Regions from separate parts of the Homo sapiens genome. Here region 2 is linked to region 1. A link is a loop called in an ENCODE intact Hi-C map of the cell type or tissue named here. Cell type or tissue: Caco-2. All regions are shown on one strand. Links, peaks and the distances in the headings refer to the core of each region. The heading gives the core; the rest is flanking DNA.

Region 1 (11,015 bases), core at 2,064-10,063:
GCGGTGAGCTGAGATTACACCATGGCACTGTAGCCTGGGTGACAAGAACAAAACTCTGTCTCAAAAAAAAAAAAAAAATCTAGAAGGAAATTCTCCCATTTTACACTGACATTGGTGAAATCCAGGTTGAATATTAGTGTTTTAAATAAATTTATCATATCATTTTTTCTTTTTGGTGCCATTTGTTGACATTTAGCTAACAAGTCTGAGAGTGTTAGATTTGACAGACTGTGGGTTGACTCAGGTGGTTGTTCTTAATTGGTCTGGAATGTCAGTTGACATAAAATATTAAAGTAAGTTTTGAGAAAAGGGAAGAAAGAAATTGTACCTGCCTTGGATTTGAGCCAGGATTGAAACCGTCATTTTACTCCTGGCTATGTGGTTCATGGTTTGAAAGTCATTGTCCTACTATATGTAAAACATGTCTTTCTAAAATTTACATTTTGTTATACAGTTGACCCTTGAGCAACATAGATGTGATCTGTGCAGGTCTACTTATATTGGATTTCCTTTCACCTCTGCCACCCTTGAGATGGCAAGACCAACCTCCCATTTTACTCTTCCTCCTTTTCCTCAGCATATTCAATGTGAAGTCATTGAGGATAAAGATTTTTATAGTAACCACTTCCACTTAATTAATAGTAAATATATTTTTCTTACGACTTTCTTTTCTCTAGCTTATTTTATTGTAAGAATACAGTATATAATACATGAAACATACAAAATATGTGTTAATCGACTGTTTATGTTACTACTAAGGCTTCTGGTCAGCAGAAGGGTATTAGTAGTTAAGTTTTTGGAGAGTCAAAAGATGTACGTAAGGCCAGGCTTGGTGGCTCCTGCCTGTAATCCCACCACTTTGAGAGGCTGAGGTTGGCGAATTGCTTGAGCTCAGGAGTTGAAAACCATCCTGGGCAAGGTGGTGAAACTTCGTGTCTACAAAAAATAGAAAAAAAAAATTAGTCATGTGTGGTGGTGTGTGCCTGTATTCCCAGTTACTCTAGAGGCTGAGATGGGAGGATGGCTTGAGCCTGGGAGGTCAAGGCTGCAGTGAGCCTCCCAAGTAGCTGGGATTACAGGAGCCCGCCACCACACCCGGCTAATTTTTGTATTTTTAGTAGTGACAGGGTTTCGCCATCTTGGTCAGGCTGGTCTTGAACTCCTGACCTCGTGATCTACCCGCCTTGGCCTCCCAAAGTGCTGGGATTACAGACATGAGCCACCGCGCCCGGCCCTTAAAATGTTACTTTAAATTAACATACACACTCAGTTATATGTTTTGATTTTATTTAGAACTTTCATTTTAAGACAAGACTAAGTGAAATTGTAGAAATTAGTTGAGAAATGAGACTGTGCATTTCATATTGGCCTGTGGTGTAAAATGATCTGACATATAATGAAACTTAGTTGAATACAAATGTTATTTTATCAGTTTTGTTTTTATCTGATAAGTTAATTTATAGTTATTAACCTTGATTTGACTGTCCTTTTGAAAAATCTTGCCTAAGAAAACTAAATGATCATCAAAACACTGGTCTTAAAATAGAGTTCAGGCTGTTTTTTAGCTTGATACAGTTGTCTCTCTTGCTTTGCTTTCCTTCTGAAATGATGTTTCCATTTTGGGGACTGGGAAGAGCATGATTATTTATAGACTAGTGTGTTTTGGACAGGTGGTATGTTTACACAGATCAGTGGAATTATTTGTCCCCCAAGACCTTTAATATGAATGCATTTCATTTTATCACTTTTTGTAATTAAAAGAGCAAAATAATTATGTGGGTGAGTAGAGAACATCGTCTTTAATTTTGTATGTTAATGCAGCAGGTGTCCACTATATATTAGGAATTTTTCAGAGATTTGGGGTTACCGATAAACCACATAGCTTTGTCATTGAAAAATTTTAAAGACCATTTTTGTATCTTCTTACAGAGCATACAACTTACAAATATCTCTCTGTCCTCCCCGTTTCGGCTTTGTTTGATAGAAGTGTTCTAGGGAGTCAAACCCTGTAGAAAATTGGAGCATTCATACATTGCTGAAACTTTCTATATTACATTTTATATTTTAAAAATTAAAGTTATAAAGTAACCATTAGCAATACTGCATAACAGAAACTTTACAACTTAAAATACTTCTGAAATTTAGCATGTGCACATATTTTTGAGATTTACAACTATTGTTATATTAATTATGTAGGTAACGTCAAAGTTATATACTCCAATTATTATACCAGGGCCTTTTTTGCCATAAAAGGTACCAAATCAAAGCATCAAATGAAATTCTTTCAGTCAATCTATATATGTTAGCAGTTTTCTCTAGTAAAACTCTACATAAAGAACTGCTTTCTTCCTTATAGCAGGAACTACTTTCATTTTATTCCTTTTTGAGAGCCCCTGCCTCTTGAGAAAATGCTTCCCATCTGGTTAGAGACTAGATGACATAATATAGTCCCATTCAGAAAGATATTGATAATAAAATAGTCTCTTCCTTTTCTCTTCCCTTACCTGTCTTCAACTCTTCTGGAACCTCCTCTCTGTCCTTTATCTGTTATGCCCTGGTGATCCAGAGCCATCTTAATTTTAAAATTCTCCATCATATTTTTTATTATATTGAATTAACAATTCATTCTAGGGTCATCCAGATACATCATTTACCAGGAGAAGCAGTTAGCTTGCCTCTTGAGATATTTGGCCGTTTCATTATTGTGTCACATGGTTGAAAACCTTTCTTTTTGGATGTTGTATATGACCATTAGTGCTTTTCAGTCTTTTCTGTTCTTACAGTTCATATTTTTACCTTTCTTTTTGCAAACAAAGATGGAGAGAAGAGTAAATTAAATACTCTTCTGAATATGTTAATACTTAGTTTAATAAAAAACCAGAATTACATCCCAATTTCTGGAGATGAGAAGGTAGTCAAAAAAATGAGTAAGCTATGGTCCTATAGGGGAGAGAATAGATTAGAATACTTATCTAATGTGAGACACATGTTCTAAAAGAAAAGAGAATCAAGTGCTGTCAGAATAAAAAGGTGGCATACTGACTTGAGGTGAGTTTGGGATATCAAAGAATATCTAGAGGAGGTGACCTTTGAGCAGGGCCTTGAAGCAGGGCCAACTTACCCATTAAGCACAGTAAGCACAGTGCCTTGGGCCGATGCTATTTATAGCAGCCCATAAAATTCACTTTAATTTTAATTAATTTTTACAGGAGAAAAAATGAGTATAATAGTAATGAATAATGAATCCAGCCTGAATTATATTTGTCTTCATATTAATGAAGTTGTAAAATATAATTTTTAATATACAGTATTTTTAAATGGAGGAAGTGACTTACAGAGGCAAAAGTGCCTGGGACTTGGAAAAGTCGTAATGTAAACTGCCTATAAAGTTAAGTAAGGGTTTGTGGGTGTAAGGGGCTAAAGTTGGCAAAATGTTAAGTAAGAAATTGATAATTAAACAACAAATTCATTTTAAGGAGTTAAATATATATGGTTTCTTTTCCACGTGTTGCCACTCATTGAAGCACAACAATGACCAGATAAACGTTATTTAGCTAGAACTAATAACACTTGATATGCTGAGCAAGAAAGATGCCTTCAGTCAATGAAAAAGTCATTGTATTGAGAGGTAATATCTGCTTTAATATTTCCTCAGTTATCAATTTAATATTAATTTGTAAATATTATAAGATGTATACATCATTGGTAACAGAAACATAGTTAAAATGTGGTGGTATGGAGAATATATTTTTGATTCTAAGAAGTGCTGCAATTTTTTGTTTCCACAAACCCGTCGCCATAAAACTCATACCATAGCATAGAATGAACCTCCATGGTGAAACAAGGATTGAACATTTCAGACCTTAACTTTATTCATGGTTATAAACAATAACAAAGTCTATAGGTGGTACTGAGTAAGGATCCCTAAAGGTATCGTACACATTCAAAGTGTAAGTTAGCAATACTGAGGCTTCCCTTTCTCAAAGGGTAATCTGTGAGGCATCTGGAGATTCTGGTTAAAAATCTTAACCATACCCAAGATTTATTGTAGCATCATTTTAGTGGATACATCCTGGAATAATGTGCATTTTAAATGTTATTTTTAAGGACTCAAAAGTTGGAGAACCAGTAAGATAGTGTGAATTTTTTTTGAAGATCTGACTAATCTTCCTGATGAAGGACACTGAGAGAGTATAGGGACAGGGAGTAAAGGGTAAAAATTTGGGGGAAAAAAAGGATGTGGAGTGATTTAGTGGTAGGTGAACACTATTGCACTATCACCCTGACATGAATAAAAAAGCCCCATCTCTATCCATTAATCTTTTATGACTTCCAAACCTTTCTAGTATTGTTGTACTTAATTATTTTTTATCCTTCACTGTTTGGCTTTGCTTCCCTCAGCTGAATTATAAGCTAATTAAAGAGAAACATATTTTTGCATTCTCTTGCAAAAGACTACACATAGTAACTGCTTAAACTGATTTTACTGAATAAGAACAAATTCACCGAAGTCTCATTGAACTTACCTAGATATACTATCTCTCATTTTAACACTTTTGTTGTAAGTAAATCTGAATTTCCCCTGGCATCTCTTGCTTTAAGAGGGGATACTGCAAAGTAGCTCCAAGTGTGGGCTTCAGTGTCAGAAAACCTGGATTGAAATCCTGGCCCCACTCCTTAATTGCTATGTGCCCTTAAGCAAGTTTTGTACTCTTTGAACCTTAGTGCCCTCAACTATGACATGGCCCTGATAGTATCTACTTCAAATTATTATGAGAATTAAATGAGATAATGTATGTTAAATGTTTAGCATAATGCTTGGCATAAAGTACTCAAATGTTAGTGGTTCTGAGAGGTGAAGCCAGCTGGACTTCCTGGGTTGAGTGGGGACTTGGAGAACTTTTCTGTCTAGCTAGAGGAGTGTAAACACGCCAATCAGCGCTCTGTGTCTAGCTAAAGGATTGTAAATGCACGAATCAGCCCTCTGTAAAAAAACACCAATCAGCGCTATGTGTCTAGCTAAAGGTTTGTAAATGCACCAATCAGCACTCTATAAAATGGACCAGTCAGCACTTTGTAAAATGGACCAATCATCAGGACGTGGGTGGGGACAAATAAGGGAATAAAAGCTGGCCACCCCAGCCAGCAGCGCAACCTGCTTGGGTCCCCTTCCATGCTGTGGAAGCTTTGTTCTTTCTCTCTTCACAATAAATCTTGCTGCTGCTCACTCTTTGGGTCCCTACCACCTTTAAGAGCTGTAACACTCACTTCGAAGGTCTGCGGCTTCATTCTTGGAGTCAGCAAGACCAAGAACCCACTGGAAGGAACCAGCTGCGGAAACTCCGGACACAGTTCTGTTTCTTATAAGCCAGCAGTTATCAAAGTGTTATCCATTCACCCCTCTTGGGGTCCCTGAGACTGAAAACTGTTTACATAATAATACTAAGACTTTATTTGCCTTTTTCACTCTCATTTTCTTACATGTATAAAGTGGAGTTTTCCAGAGGCTAGCAGAAGCAGATGTGAGAATCCAGCTTCTATTAACCCAGACATCAGAGAGATTTGTACAAATGTAAAATAATGCCACTCTTCTCACCATTTTGGAGGGAGGTAGAGGGAATACTTATTTTTGTAAAATAGAGTCATTTATGTTAACATGTAATGGATTTATTTTTGTTTAAGTTGATAGGTGAATATTTTTAAATGTATGTTTTCTTTCTTTTTTTTTTTTTTGAGATGGAGTCTCGCTTTGGCGCCTAGGCTGGAGTGCAGTGGCGCGTTGTCGGCTCACTGCAAGCTCCGCCTCCTGGGTTCACGCCGTTCTCCTGCCTCAGCCTCCCGAGTAGCTGGGACTACAGGCGCCCACCACTGCGCCCCGCTAATTTTTTTGTGTTTTTAGTAGAGACGGGGTTTCACCATGGTCTCTATCTCCTGACCTCGTGATCTGCCTGCCTCAGCCTCCCAAAGTGCTGGGATTACAGGCGTGAGCCACCGCGCCTGGCTTGGCCGTATGCTTTAATCTCTAATATGATGAAGAACAAGAAATAATACAATGTAAGTGGGATATAGGATGCCTGAAGCGGTTATATTGTAACTGTTACCAGAAAGGGGTCCTGATCCAGACCTTAAGAGAAGGTTCTTGGATCTTGCGCAAGAAAGAATGTGAGGCAAGTCCATAGAGCAAAGTGAAAGCAAGTTTATTAATATAATAAAGGAATGTCACGCTTGTAATCCAGCACTTTGGGAGGCCGAGGCGGGCAGATCACCTGAGGTCAGGAGTTCGAGACCAGCCTGGCCAACATGGTGAAACCCTGCCTCTACTAGAAATGCAAGAATTAGCCAGGCGTGGTGGCAGATGCCTGTAATGCCAGCTACTTGGGAGGCTGAGACGGGAGAATCACTTGAACCCAGGAGGCAGAGGTTGCAGTGAGCCGAGATCGCACCATTGCACTGCAGCCTGGGTGGCAAGAGTGAAACTCCATCTCAAAAACCAACCAACCAAACCAACAAAAAACGAAAGAAAGTAAAGGAATGAAGGAATGGCTGCTCCATAGACAAGAGCATACTCAAGGGCTGCTGGTTGCCCATTTTTATGGTTATTTCTTGATTATGTGCTAAACAAGGGGTGGATTATTCATGCCTCCTCTTTTTTAGACCAGATAAGGTAACTTCTTGATGTTTCTATGGCATTTGTAAACTGTCATGGTGCTGGTGGGAGTGTAGCAGTAAGGATGACCAGAGGTCACTTTCATCGTCATCTTGATTTTGGTCGGCTTCTTTACTGCAACCTGTTTTATCAGCAAGGTCTTTATGCCAGTATCTTGTGTCAACCTCCTATCTTATCCTGTGACTTAGAATGCTTAACCATCTGGGAATGCAGCCCAGTAGGTTTCAGTCTCATTTTACCCAGCCCTTATTCAAGATGGAGTTGCTCTGGTTCACACGCCTCTGATATCACCAGTCTTTCTGTAAAGCAAAAGGATTTACATTTAATATGTATTCAGGAGCAATTTTAAAGAAAATTAAGGTGTTTTAAAAGATATGGATGATTTAGGAAAAAGTCTTGGAGACAGAAAATATGAATGAAAAAGTAACACTGGTATATGGCGGTAGTGAGAAAAAGGAGTTGTTTATAACTGGGGGGGGGGGTAGTAATGAAAACTATGTTGATGGGGCTACAAGCTGTGGGCAGTGAGAGAGGATACCACAAACTGATACCAGCCAGCTATAAAGACTTGAAAGGAAAATGCAATTACTTAGAGGAACTGCCGGAAACAAGATCATAGGTGATATTTATCCTCAAAGTCAGTACTTTTCAGACTTAATTGGACAGATGTATCATCTTGGATCTTGTTAAAGCGCATATTCCGATTAACTAATTCTCAGGTGGTTCCTAAGATTCTGTATTTCAAATAAGCTCCCAGAGGCTGCTAAAACTTTAGGCATCACTCGATAAGTCATATATGCACATTAGAGTTTGAGAAGCATTGCTGTATGTCATTATTTTACAGGTGAGGTAATGGAAGCTCAGAGACCTTAGTTGACTTGCTCAGTATTCCAAAGCTTGTGAGAACAAAACCTGGATTCGAATACAAATGGCCTCATATCAGACTTCACATTGTTTCCCTAATTTCTTAGAAACATGGAATGCCAAAATTAGGAATTACAATAATTGTTAAATTAATTTTCAGGTTTTTTTTGTGGAATGTTTAGGTTCAGAGATACATGTACAGGCTTGTGATATGTGTCATAGGGGTTTAGTGTACAGATTATTTCATCAGCCAGGTAATAAGCAAAGTATATGATAGCAGTTTTTTGGTCCCCACTCTCCTGCCACCCTCCACCCTCAAGTAGGCCCCAGTGTTTGTTGTTTTCTTTGTGTCCATGTGTGCTGAATGTTTAGCTCCTGCTTATAAATGAGAACATGAGGTATTTGGTTTTTTGTTCCTGTGTTAGTTTGCTTAGGATAATGGCCTCTAGCTCCAGCTATGTTCCTGCAAAGGACATGATCTCATTACTTTTCATGGCTGGATAGTATTCCATGGTGTTATATGTATCACATTTTTAAAATCCAGTATACCATTGATGGGCATTTAGGTTGATTCCCTGTCTTCGCTGTTGTGAATAGTACTGCGATTAACATATGTGTGCATTTGTCTTTATGGTAAAACATTTTATATTCCTTTGGGTGTATACTCAATAGTGAGAATGATAGTTCTGTTTTAAGTGGCAACGGTAGTTCTGGGTCATTCCCAATAGTGGGAATGATAGTTCTGGGTCAAATGGTAGTTCTGTTTTAAGTTCTTTAAGAAAACACTGAACTACTTTCCACAATAGTTGAACTAATCTACATTCCCACCAGCAGTTTATGTGTTCCCTTTTGTCCTCAACCTCGCCAGCATCTTTTATTTTTTGACTTTTTAATAATGCCATGCTGACTGGTGTGAGATGGTATCTCATTGTGGTTTTCATTTGCATTTCTCTAATGAGTGGTAATGTTGAGTATTTTTTCATATACTTGTTGGCCATGTGTATATCTTCTTTTGTAAAGTGTCTGTTCATGTCCTTTGCCCACTTTTTAATGGGATTATTTGTTTTTTGCTTGTGAATTTAAGTTCCTTATAGATTCTGGATATTAGACTTTGGTTGGATGCATAGTTTGCAAATATTTTCTCCCATTCTCTAAGTTATTTACTCTGTTTATATTTTCTTCTGCTGTGCAGAAGCTCTTAGTTTAAGTCCCATTTGGCAGTGTTTGATTTTGTTGCAATTGCTTTTGGCACCTTCAGCATGAAATCTTTGCCGGGGTCTATGTCCAGAATGGTATTTCCTAGGTTATCTCCCAGGGGTTTTATTGTTTTAGGTTTTACATATAAGTCTGCAATACATCTTGAGTTGATTTTATATATGGTGTTAGGAAGGAGTCCAGTTTCAGTCTTCTGCGTATGGCTACCCAGTTATCCTAGCACCATTTATTGAATAGGGAATCCTTTCCCCATTGCTTGTTTTTGTCAACTTTGTCAAAGATCAGAGAGTGTAGGTGTGCAGCTTTATTTCTGGGCTCTCTATTCTCTTCCATTGATCTCTGTGTCTGCTTTTGTACCAGTACCATGCTGTTTTGTTTACTGTAGCCTCATTGTATAGTTTGAAGTTAGGTAATAGGATGCCTCTAAGTTTCAAGTTCTTGACTTTCATTTTCCAAAAGAAGGATTTATAGAGAAACCTTTATGATGAATTTGTTTATCAGTATATTAGCAAATATTTATTGAAACTGTGTATTCTACACATGAAATATATATGACACAAATTCTGCCTCCATTAAGCTTACTGTTTAGAAGAGGTGTTAAGATTTACATGAATAATTTTCCCCCTATATTCCATACTTAAAGTTTCCACCATTTCCTGAATGTGCCAGAGTCTGGCAGCCAGGCTCTATCACAGCTACTTGCATTTGCGTATTAAGCCCTTCTCCTTTTGGCAAATTTTTCCCCCACTGTGTTATTTCTTTTTTTGTTTGTTTTTTAGATAGGGTCTCACTCCGTTGCTTAGGCTGGAGTGCAGTGGCACAATCACAGCTCACAGCAGCCTTGACATCCATGCTCAAGTGATCCTCCCCCCTCAGCCTCCTGCATAGCTAGGACCATAAGTGTTCACCACCATGCCCAGCTAATTTTTTTTTTTATTTTTTGTAGAGATGAGGTCTTGCTGTGTTACCTAGGCTGGTCTTGAACTCCTGGGCTCAAGCGATCCTCCTCCCTTGGCCTCCTGGATCAAAAACTTTCTTCTTTAAAAATTCATTGCAAATATCCTTGCTTTGGTGAATCTTTGTGTATTCAGGTGATTCTCTGTTCCCTGCATCTGTAACACTTCATTCATTACTCTAGAATTTGTTACATTGTATTAATATATTAGGTTATTCAGATAATTAAAGTGGTTATGATATACCATTTTACTAGTGCCTAGTTTAGAATTATTGGTGTCGATCTGCACCATTCAATAGAAATACAATGTGAACCACATATGCAGTTTAAAATTTTCTGTAGGTAGACTTTTAAAAATAAAAAGAAGTGTTACCGAAACACCAGAGGTTTGGTCTAGGTCCTGCTGCTTGCCACACAGAAAGCTAATCACTAATAAAAGTATTGCTAAGGAAGAAGGCTTTAATCAGGTGCTGCGGCCGAGGGGATGGAAGCTCAGTCTCAAATCCATCTCCCTGACTGACTAAAACAAGGGGTTTATATAGCAGGGAAAAAATGTAACAATATGTAAGAAAACAAGAACTAGGGAGTGACAAGGAGGCCTATGGTGCTGTGATCTGGTGAGTTTCAGTTCTTTGATACCTTTTTTTGAGAGACCTGAAAGTCCTTTCCTGAGGAACTCAGATAAAACAAATACAAGTGTCAAGCTTTAACAGCAGAAGGGTTAATTTCTATGTCCATCCAAAAGAACAGTCTGTGGGAGTATTGGGCTGGTTTCAGAAGCAAGGTGAAATTAAATTTAATACTATTTTATTTAACTCATATCCAAAGTATGATCATTTTAACACATAATCAATATAAAAATTATCAATGAGATAGTTTACATTTTTATGCTGTCTTCAAAATCTGCTGTGTTTTTAATTCTTAAAGCACATCTCAATTTGAACTGGCTGCCACATTTCAGGTATTCATGTAGCTAGTGGCTGTTGTATTGGACAGCACAGATCTAGAGCTTTTACGGGTTTTTAAAATGCCTTTTGAAATGCCTTTCTAGGCTGGGCGTGGTGGCTCATGCCTGTAATCCCAGCACTTTGGGAGACCAAGGTGGGCAGATCACCTGAGGTCAGGAGTTCAAGACCAGCCTGGCCAACAGGGCAAAGCCCCGCCTCTACTAAAAATACAAAAATTAGCCAGGCGTGGTCACGTGTGCCTCTAATCCCAGCTACTCGGGAGCCTGAGGCAGGAGAATTGCTTGAACTCTGGAGGCGGAGGTTGCAGTGAGTTGAGATTGCGCCACTGCACTCTAGCCTGGGTGAC
Region 2 (11,015 bases), core at 1,464-9,463, 86 kb before region 1:
TTTTGGAAAGGAGAGGTTCTGCATGAACTACACTTCCATTATATTCAGGTATAAGGAGACATTACCATAACATTATTAACGATTTTCATTTATAGAACTCTCCCATGGGAACACTTGTGTTACAGGCTTCAGTTTCCCAAAGGTATTATGTTGATTAGGTAGGTTTAACTTGAGTTGCTGCAACTTGTTTGAAATATCCAGTTTGGCCACCCGATGGGGCACAAACCACACTTTTTCTTTCAGACACTTTTGTAAATCAAAGTATAGTATAGTGTGTTTAAGATAACACTTGTAAATGATTGCGTCAATGAGATGGTTGGCATTTACAAATGTTTCTTAAGTGAGTGAATGAATGTTGTAAAGACAGGAAGCTATAACTATTCTTTATCATCTTTAAGTGTGTCAGCGTGAGTATGCTGGAAAGATTATACTTGTCCGTTTATCCTGAAGGTTGGTTTTGGATCAGCTTTTGGGTGAAGGCCCAGATCATAAGAACCTAAGAATCTTATTTGACCTGGGGTGACCATGGAAACTTAGTCCTAGCTTCAAATTCAGTCCTAATCTGGGAAGCATTTAAGAGAATGATTGAGTTGTGCTGGGTAAGGATTTCAGGTATATTTGAGTTGTAGGCCCCAAAGGAGTGTGCCCAAAACTCCCATGGAGTAAAGAGAAGACAGTATTAGAAAAGTAAGGGGGCTGGACACGGTGGCTCACGCCTGTAATCCCAGCACTTTGGGAGGCCGAGGCAGGCGGATCACTTGAGGTCAAGAGATTGAGACCATTCTGGCCAACATGGTGAAACCCCATCTCTACTAAAAATACAAAAATTAGCTGAGTGTGGTGGTGCATGCCTGTAGTCCCACCTACGCGGGAGACTGAGGCAGGAGAATCGATTGAACCGGGGAGGCGGAGGTTGCAGTGAGCTGAGATTGTGCCACTGCACTCCAGCCTGGCAACAGAGTAAGACTTCATCTCAAAAAAAAAAAAAAAAAAAAAGGAAAAGTAAGGGAAGACAGAACTGTTAATTTTACTTATTTTTATGCATAAGAAAAGGAAGAAATACAATTTTACTAGTATTTAATAAATGGATTGATGCAGTACCCCTGCTAAGGAGGTCATGCACAGGTATACTGAAGAAAACAGAAGGATTGCCAGTGGCTTTTTCACTTGTTTGTTCGCTTTGGCAGATAATCATTAATCCAGTTATGGGTGCATAATTAAATGAATCTATAAATTATTATCTAGTTTTAGCCAAATCAACCGCTAGGAAATAGACATGTCTTAAAAAGACTCCTGTAAAGATTCCATAACAGTAATACCAATAATGCAAGCACAAGTGAACAACAAGAAAATGACAACAGAGCTGAGGTTTCTCCTTCTAGTACTAGCTTTTTGGCAGCCAAATTACAGATAAAAACAATAACACTTTAGTAGACTTGACAAGAAGTTCGCCAAAAATTTAAAAATTATTAAGCTAATTCTTTTTTCTTTTTCCTGAGACGGAGTCTTGCTCTGTCACCCAGGCTGGAGTGCAGTGGCCTGATCTCAGCTCACTACAACCTCCGTCTCCCAGGTTCAAGCCATTCTTGTGCCTCAGCTTCCCAAGTAGCTGGCATTACAGGCGCGCGCAACTACATCCAGCTAATTTTTGTATTTTTAGTAGAGACAGGGCTTCACCATGTTGGCCAGGCTGGTCTCGAACTACTGTTCTCACGTGATCCGCCTGCCTCAGCCTCCCAAAGTGCTGGGATTACAGGCATGAGCCACCACTCCTGGCCTAAGCTAACTCTTTGAAGTAAGGTTTTACATCTACTGTCAGTCACAATGAACTTGACTGTAAGTGTATATATTATGAGTATTCTGCCTTTGTAAGGTCTGTTTTTTCAGTTTATAGCCATTAATTAAGTTTCAAAATCAAATGAATCCTGAACTTTGAACTGGACCTTTGAAACACTGTATCATAAAATGTTAAATGAAGGTTTTATTTATTTAAAAAACTTTTTTGTTTTTTTAATGAAGATTAAAAAAATGAAACTTTTCAGTTATGTTCTCTCAAAGCATTGTTATTGATAATTTCTTAGATCAAAAATATTTTTGTACTGTTCATAAATGAAAGGTAGAAATTATTTCATCCTTGTGTCATCTTTTTAAAACTTCTATTTTAAACAATTTTGTTTTACATTGTACACAGATACAGATGGGTATAATTAATAAATAAATATGCATATATTGGAGATACATAATAAAACTTTTTTTAAATAGGGATTTGACATAATAAAAGTTTGGAAGACTTTGCCCAACTTGTACAGATTAACCACAGCTGGTTTGTGGGTTGCCTGGTATTGAGGTGGCCTTTGGGAATGAGAGAGTGTCAGACTTCACCAGGGTTCTTGCCCAGTGTATTTGCCTTTTCAGGTCTTTCCTTATCTAGTAAATGCTAAAAGAAGCCAGCAGAGAAAGCTCATGAACAAATACCTTACAAATCATTCGTTCATTCCACAAATTTATAGAAGTCTTCCTTTGCTATAGGCTGATTTGTCATTAAATGCTAGCTTTCAGTACCTTAAAAATAACAGAAAAAAACCAAAACACACACACCCCAAATTTGTGTGTATGTGTGTATTTGGTTTTGTATTTCAGTCAACATAGTATTTTTAAAATTAAAAAGTGGTGTAGAAAGGGAAGACTGAAGATTGAGGACTTGGAACATGGATATAAATTTGTATTACTTTTGTATAAATTTGTATTACTTTTGTAATACAAATAAATCTTGTACTACTTTATACTTCTGTATAAATTTGGATTACTTTTGTAACTTAAGTTATATTCCTTTAAAGTCTTAGTTGTTTACTCAGACTGATATTTAGTCACCTATTTCTTCCCATCACCAAGCAAGTGTGGTATGTATAGGGACTGATCAGAAAATGTTTTAAAAATTAGGCTGGGCATGGTGGCTCACACCTGTAATCCCAGTACTTTGGGAGGCCAAGGCAGGCAGATCGCCTGAGATCAGGAGTTCGAGACCAGCCTGGCCAACATGGTGAAACCCCATTTCTACTAAAAATACAAAAATTAGCTGGGTGTGGTGGCGTGTGCCTGCTACTTGGGAGGCTGAGGCACAAGACTTGCTTGAACCCAGGAGGCGGAGGTTGCAGTGAGCTGAGATAGCACCACTGCACTCCAGCCTGGGTGACAGAGTGAGACACTGTCTGAAAAAAAAAAACACCCTTTAAAAATTGTTTATTTGCTAGGGAGTCAAAGGAAAATATAATTAATCTACTGTAAACATAACTTAAAATTTTCATAATCTCTATAACAAGAGGCTTAATATATTGATTAAGAAAACATAGTCATCTTTTATTAATTGAGGATGACCTGCTGTATTAGAAAGACCTTGGACCAGAAACCAGATATAAATCCTAAAATCCAGTTCTATCATTGACTATTCGTAAATAACTAGTGAACAAGTGATTTTTTTCAAGGACTGAAATTTAATCATAGAGAAAAGTGAGAAGTTTTTAGGTTATTTTTATGTGAGTTACTTATCTAGGCTAAATTTGTTAAAGTCGTAATTCATAGGGTAATCCATGTGCTTTGTGGGCTTTTTTTATACCTTAGAGTAGTGGCTCTCAAACTTTTTGGTTTCAGGACCACTTGAAACTCTTAACAGTTATTGAGGATTCCAGTGTACATCGATACATATACTGTATTAGAAGTTTGAAGATAGCCTGAAAAAAGGTTCTCTAGTCTTATCAAACATGGAAGAGGATAAAGGAGTTCCCTGGGTGAGGAGTGTCTGGTATCTGCCCTACAGCAAGGACAATAGAGAAAAGAAAGTTGGCTTCCCTGGATCTCATGTGATCCCTAATTCTACTCTCCTTTCTTTAAATTGAATTAGCAGAAGTGTGGTAAGCTTGTCATTAAGGAGAAAGGAATTAACATTTATTGAGCAGTTAGGAACCAGGTGTCAGCTGTTTTACATATGTTATCTCAATGTTCACAGTAGTTTTGTAAGATAGATGATTTATTATCTCCATTTTACTGATGAGGAAACCCAGGCTTAGAGAGATCAGTAATTTGCTTAAGGCTCTATACTTAGTAAGTAAATGGAACCAGAATTTGAAATTAAATCAAATCAGACTGTGGAGCTGTTGCTTTTATATGGAAATTGTAAATAACAGCAGTGGTGGTAGTAGTGGCAATAACAGCAGCTGTTATTTTTTGAGCGCTTACTGTATCAGGCACTGTGGTAAGTTCTTTAAAAACACCTCTTATAGCGTAGGTTGTTAGCTCCGTTTCTAGATGGTGGAGACTGAATCTCGGAGCCATTAGGTAACTGATTATGTTGATAGTAATTGTGGATAGCTAATTGTGGAGATTGTAAGAGCCCATGCTCTTAATTTCTATGGCGTACTGTTTTATGAAAAATGAATAAATCCATCCACTTAAACATGCATACATTTAGGCCTGGTCTGACCTGTTCTTAGGCACCGCTGACCTTTCTACAGCCCAGTGAAGTAATGGCGGGTCTATTTTTAGTCCCAGGTCTTAGTCTGCATAGTTTGGAGATAGTAGAGTGTGGTCTGTAGGATAGTGTTCACCTCTGTTAAATTATATTTCCCTCAAGGTTATCAGTGTAACTATTACTGGACAGCCAGCTGGTAAATAAAGGAACTTACGAAGATAAATCAGAAGAAAAAGGTAAGGAGATAAGGTGATAAGGGTAAAAAGAGGAGGACAAAAGTGGACAGCTGTTTGCTGTGCTACAGTTTTGGTGTTTGGCTTCTGGATCATAAATCATGGAATGTTAGACTTGTAAGGAACTTTTAAGCTTATTTAGCTCAACTTCCTTTTTTACCCAAATGGGAAAAGAGGTTAAGTGATTCAGGTTATATGGTTTTGTTTGTAGCTGAGTTAACACAATCACCCTGATTCATTTTATTGCTCATTAGTTTATATAATATGCTAGTATATTAATAACACATAGAAAAAAACTCTGAAGCCAGTCTACCTAAGTTTATATTCCAGCTCCACCAACATACTAGTTGAGTGACTTCAGGCAAGTCAGTTAACCTTTTTGTGCTTCAGTTTCCTCATCTGTAAAACAGGGATAATAATAGTACTTACAGGATTGTTGTGAGGATTAAATGAGTTAAAAATATGAAAAGTGTTTAGAACAATACCTGGCACATAGTAACAGCAATAAATTTCCTATTAAAATTATTTCTTCTGCAGAGCTCAACAATACTAAATAATGTTTGGCTAATATTATTTTTGACTGGGAAAGTGAGACTCAAAGCTTGTTCCTCCAGGTTTGTCCAGTTTAGGTTTTCATGGAAAATGGCTTTGTTGATTTTTTGCTAATATTTTTCTTAATAAATCACTCTTAACCTTTTTGTACAGAGTAAGAAAACCAGGTGAGAACAATTATGTGGCTGTGAGGTAAGTTAGTTCTCTTGTAACTTGTGTTCATCTCAGTTATAGACTGTGTCTGTATATTTGTTTTTAGAATTGAGGTGAAATTTGCATGTGTTATTAAGTATGTCTGAATGGCTTAAGTGAGTTGCTTGAGTTTTTAGTGGGTATCTGATTTTAGTTCTTTTCAATTTTCTAGTGAAAATTTAATTTTTAATCTTTTTTAGAGTTGAAAGAGACCTTCTCAACCCCTCTGTTTTACAAATGAATAAATTGAGAGCAGAGATGCCAAGATACCTGGTCAGAGTCTCATGACTAGCTAATAGCAGAGCCTGATATAAGAATATTGGCCTTCTGCTTACTGCTGTATCTTGTTAAGGCTTATCATTGCTGTATAAACATTGCTTTGAAATTTTAAGAATGAAGTTTCTTTGTAAGAGTCAGTAGGGATTTAAATGTTCTTGTTAATGATTACTCAGATACTCTGCATTAATACATTTATCTGTATCTAATCCATTAGATTCCATTAACAACCTGAAATAGTTCTTGCAAATGCCAATTAAAAGACTGGGTAAATTAATGATGTTATTATTTACCCAACAACAAGAAAGTTCGGCATTGCCCTATTTAGTTATGGTCACAAGTGGAAACCTATCTTGAGTGAGGAGATAGGACCGAGGAATTATGCTGAGGCTTGAGGGGTCAGGTAACAATGAAAGCAAGACTCAGGAAGGTTTAGAAATGAATTGGCCTCGTTCCTCTGTAACATTTTAATGTTAGCACAGGTTACATGTGTTGCCTGTACATGAAGAGTGTATCCTTTACCTGTAACCCAAATTGCCAAGCCAAAGTCAGAGCATATATGGGTAGAGAAGATAAGAATATGAATGAAACCAGTTTACTAAGTATACATGACTGTCCCCTTTCTTTTTTTTTAAAAAAATAATAAAACAATAATGAGGATAATAACAACAGCTCATGTTTGTTGAGTGCTCTAGTGTGCCAGGCATTTTACATTTAATCCTTACCTTCTAAGGTAGGTTTTGTTATCCCCATTATAAGAAGATACTGAGTCTGAGATGAAATAGATTGCCCAAGGTCATGTAGCTAGGGAGTGTTAGAACCAGAATTCAGACACAGGTATGACACAGATATTTCAGACACTGAATTCTTAACTTGGTATTATGCTGTCAGGTAATATAATAAGTAAGACTTAGTTCCTGCCTTAGAGGAGTTCTTAATTTGGGTGGTCTCCTGATCACAGTATGTACTGTGATTATGTTATAGAGGAATGACCAATTGATTTTGCTCTAGAGTGTAAAGACGTTTATCTTGGAAGGATCTGCAGAGGTGGTGTTTGAAATGGGTACTAGAGATTGAGTATGATGTTAACACATAGTGAAGAGGGGAAAGGGCACCTGGGGAAATCTAGGAGTTAGAGTAATAGAGAACAGAGACAAAGATGAGTGGAAGTATCCAAACATAGTTAATGCAATCTGGTTTAGTTAGATATGTTGAAGAGCTGGTAAAGTGAAGTTGGGAAGGTGAGCTGGGAGGGATGAAAGACTGAAGGGTGTGTAATACCATTCTAAGAAGTTTAAACATTTTCCTGGTATGAAGCATTAAGGATTTTAAAGAAGAGATTGGGAGAGGGGTTAGTTCAAAGTGAGGTGTGTAATCTAGATCTTGGAGGATACTTTGGAGAGTGCAAGACCAAAGACAGGAAAACCAAACAGCATAGCCAAGGATAATGAAGGCTTGAATTAATACCTTATTTAGTCAATCTTAATATGTGCTTTTTTTCACATTTTAACATCTGAAATCAGGGTATGTCTTATAATTAATGCTATGCCATAGTTTAATTGGCAGACATTTTTCCATTCTTAGAAGCACATAAAATAATGGTGTATGTTGTTATTAGTGGCGTTCTAGATTTGATGAAATACAACAGTAATAGCATAACATTCACTGAATGCCTACTATTTGTCAGACAGAGTAGTAGATACTTGTCAGTGTCCATCATCTAGCACAGTGTGTTTGTCACATTTAGCAACTCACATATTTGTTGAATGAATTATCTCATGTGATCCTTACAGCAAGCCTGTTGACATAGGTGTTTAGCCCATTTTATAAGAAAATAGAGTCTCATATTTAAGTAATTGTCCAAAGTCAAACAGCTAGTTAATGGTGGAGTTAAGATAATGAACCTAGGTCTGCCTTACTTCAGATTCCATTTTTTTATCACTGTGGATGCTCTGTGGTTCCACTGAGATAGGAAGAGGGTTGAAGAAGAAGAGTGGATTTGAAATTTGGTAGAACTATTAGGACTTTCACTGAAGGGATAAATAAATGCTGATGGAGTTCAAGTAGAAGGTGCATTTGAGGTCACTGTGTTGCTTGGGAACACCATTTGACTGGCTGCCAAGAAGCCTCTTAGAATGTCTTTACTCTGATGAATTCGGTGTGGCCCAGGTTCTCATCAGAATTTGGTCTTTTCCATAACTCTGGATTGATGGGGCTTGGGCAATAGTATATAACTAAGTGATTGATTGAATGATATTAAGCTCACATGGGAGTGATGTGTAAACATCTGGGTGGCAAATTACTAATTTACAACGAGAAATGTACCTAATGTTCACATTCTAGGCTAAAATACGTTTTTCCTGTCACCAAGCTGTGAAGGGAGATACATAATTACTAGAAGGTGGCTGGCTGATTATATACTATAATTAGAAAGAGAGAGTTAATGATGCATTTATTTAATGCTGTTAGGCCAGTGTCCCACAGTGTTTAAATGGGTCAGGTCCTCGGGTAGGGGTGTCTTCTTCCTGGATTATGCTTATATGTGCTGCCGTTGTTTTGAGACTTTCCTTTTCCTATACTTTTAATGTTGGCTCTCCCTCTTCTGATTTACTTTTTTTTTTTTTTTAAGATAACGTTAATACTACTGATACTGGTCTGTGACTTTTTTTTTTAACTTTGCATCTATCTTCTCATCTATTGTATGTGAAGTTTAGAGTTTAGTTGGATTCCAACAGACTAATTTGAATTTGGATCTCATTATTTATTAGATGTAAGGACCTCTCTGAGCCTTAGATTCTACCTGTAAAACAGTGGAAATATCTTTCTCAGTAATTACGATGTTGAGATAGTATGTATGTAAAACACCTAACCTATATGTTACAGGCCAGTGGTTCCCAACCTTTTTGGCACCAGGGACCGGTTTTGTGGAAGACAGTTTTTCCACATACCAGGGGGAGGGGGAGTGGTTTTGGGATGATTCAAGCGTGTTACGTTTATTGTGCACTTTATTTTTATTATATTTACATTGTAGTATATAATGAAATAATTATAGAACTCAACATAATGTAGAATCAGTGGGAAGCAGCGCTTGTTTTCCTGCAACTAGATGGTCCCATCTGGGGCTGAGGGGAGACAGTGACACACAAAGTGTGTTGCTTATGTTCAGTCTACTCCGTAATCTGGTTTTGGTTGCTGTCATTGCAGAAAACCTGCTTCACAAAGATAGGAAGTTGGAAATGGAAGCAGGCTTTTCAGTGCTTTTGTGATAATCTCAGGACATTCTGCCTTGACTTGAATCCAGAATGTGTGGAAATTTGAAGTTGTCTCAGACACACTTTTAAGTCCACCGTCATTTGTGATCTCAAGCAGTTGCTCTTCTAGCATGGACAAAGCCAGTTCACCTGGTTTATTCACAAATAGATTGCGGATCCATTCTTTCCCAGTTTGGGGGTCTTTTGTAGTTGGGAGGTAATGCTTAAATTCTTTGGAAAGCTGAGATAGGTGATCATGCACCAGCTGGGAGAAAGAAGGCCCTGGCTCAGTCTCTTTCAAAATCTCTGCTAATGTTTGAAACATGTCAGAAATCTCAGTGTTCACTTGTCGCTCCCATAATTCCAGTTTGGCTTTGAATGCAGCCACTTTATCTGCCGACTTGATCACAGTTGTCCATCTCTCCCGAAGTGACAGATTGAGTTTGTTGAGCAGGTTGAATGTGTCACACAAGTTAAGTTTTGCGACCCATTCTGTGTCACAGAAATATGCTGCTAGTGGTGACTGCTTTTCTGAAATCTCTGGAGCGGCTCTTGTAACTAAAGAACTCTGGCCAGTGATCTACCTTTAGAAAGCCCTCTCACTAAGAGAAGATGTGTGTGCTCTGCATCCATCTCCTCACAGAGCTGTGCAAACAGATGTGAGTTAAGGGCATGTACTTTAATGTTAATAATTTTAGTCACATCTTGCAAAATATTGTTCAGGTGACATTTTTCAGCTAGCCAGCATTTCTCTGTGGATGACACAGTACATAGACTCAACATTTGGAAGTGACCTCTTTGACCCGAGCAGTGAAACCAGAAAGCCGTCTAGTCATGGCAGCTGCTCTGTCCATGCATATACCAACATAAAATGACCAATTCAGTTTTCCTGATATTTAATGATTCAAAAACTTGAATAGTTCTGCAGCTGTGGTGTTGGTTGGCAACAAAAGTGCACATAATATATCCTTATGTATATTCTCCTGAAAACATGTAACACAAAAACAAGTATTGTTACCTTGTTGTTAACGTCGGTAGACTTGTCAACCTGGATTCCATACCACGGTTCCCATTAATGCTAACAATTGTGCCTCTGTATCCTCTGCTGTTTCATCCATTTGTCTAGTTACAGTGCAAGCCAAAAGAGGAACACATGCCACCTTTTGAACTGCAGCCTCTCCGTAAAGGTCATGACAAACGTCCTTAGCAGCAGACACGATCAACTCTTCACCAATAGTAAAGGGCTTCTTAGCTTTATCAGTGTGGTTAGCCACTAAGAATGATGCTCTCAGTGCAGACACATTGATGAAGTGGTGGCTTTCAATAACTGCTTCTGTTCTTCATGTTCATGTTTTTTTTTTTCTTTCGAAAAAGACTTGTCTTTTAATGTAGGGTGCTTGGTCTCCAGGTGATGAAGTAGTTTTGAAGGTTTCATGGCTTTCTTGGATAGCTGGTCGCCACATATACAAAGCTGGCTTGGAGAATATGAATCACCTGTTGCAATGAACCTATTATTTAAGTAGGAGCCTTGGTATTTTCTTTTAAATGCAGCTTTCTTTTTTTTGGCAGTCTTAGAACCCTCTGCTGTCTCATCATTGGGTCTTTTCCCCTATTCAAAGAAGCTCTCTGCTCACATTTGTTTTTTACTCATTTTGGCTAGGGTTAGCTTGTGGGCTTACCGAAACTGTGACCGAGACAAATGCGCAGTGCAGGAAAGAGGCGTGGGTGGAAGTAGTAAATAAAATAATGGGTGGGCCATGCATGGACTGAAATAAGTGTTGGATTCTGACTTAAAGCCTGCCACCAGATGCAGCTGTACAATTGATGTACATCAATCCTCTTTCTACTATAAAGCCTACCACAAGATGCAGCTTAATTGTCACTTACCACTCACTGGTAGGGTTTTGATAAGAGTTTGTAAGCAATTGATTTATTATGGTCTCTGTGCAGTCAAACCACTCTGCTAATGTTAATCTGTAATTGCAGCTGCTTCACAGCACTAGCATCACTGCCTCAGCTCCACCTCAGATCATTAGGCATTAGATT

What was found. Peaks named below come from ENCODE experiments on the same cell type or tissue, not always from the same donor. Only the 100,000 strongest peaks of a DNase experiment are listed, where the experiment ranks them.
Region 2: a loop joins it to region 1, with 10 times the contacts of the local background. A loop is called at or near these places in 3 of 110 quality-filtered maps.

The regions. Positions count from the first base shown.
Region 1 is chr1:180,721,160-180,732,174 of GRCh38, forward strand. The region is part of intron 2 of XPR1 (xenotropic and polytropic retrovirus receptor 1); the gene reads left to right. Among named protein-coding and RNA genes, the nearest start is that of XPR1, 95 kb to the left of the region's middle. In Caco-2, for the core only: no CTCF peak of the experiment used is centred there; a DNase peak (open chromatin) is centred at 6,812.
Region 2 is chr1:180,636,076-180,647,090 of GRCh38, forward strand. The region is part of intron 1 of XPR1 (xenotropic and polytropic retrovirus receptor 1); the gene reads left to right. Among named protein-coding and RNA genes, the nearest start is that of XPR1, 9.6 kb to the left of the region's middle. In Caco-2, for the core only: no CTCF peak of the experiment used is centred there; a DNase peak (open chromatin) is centred at 4,506.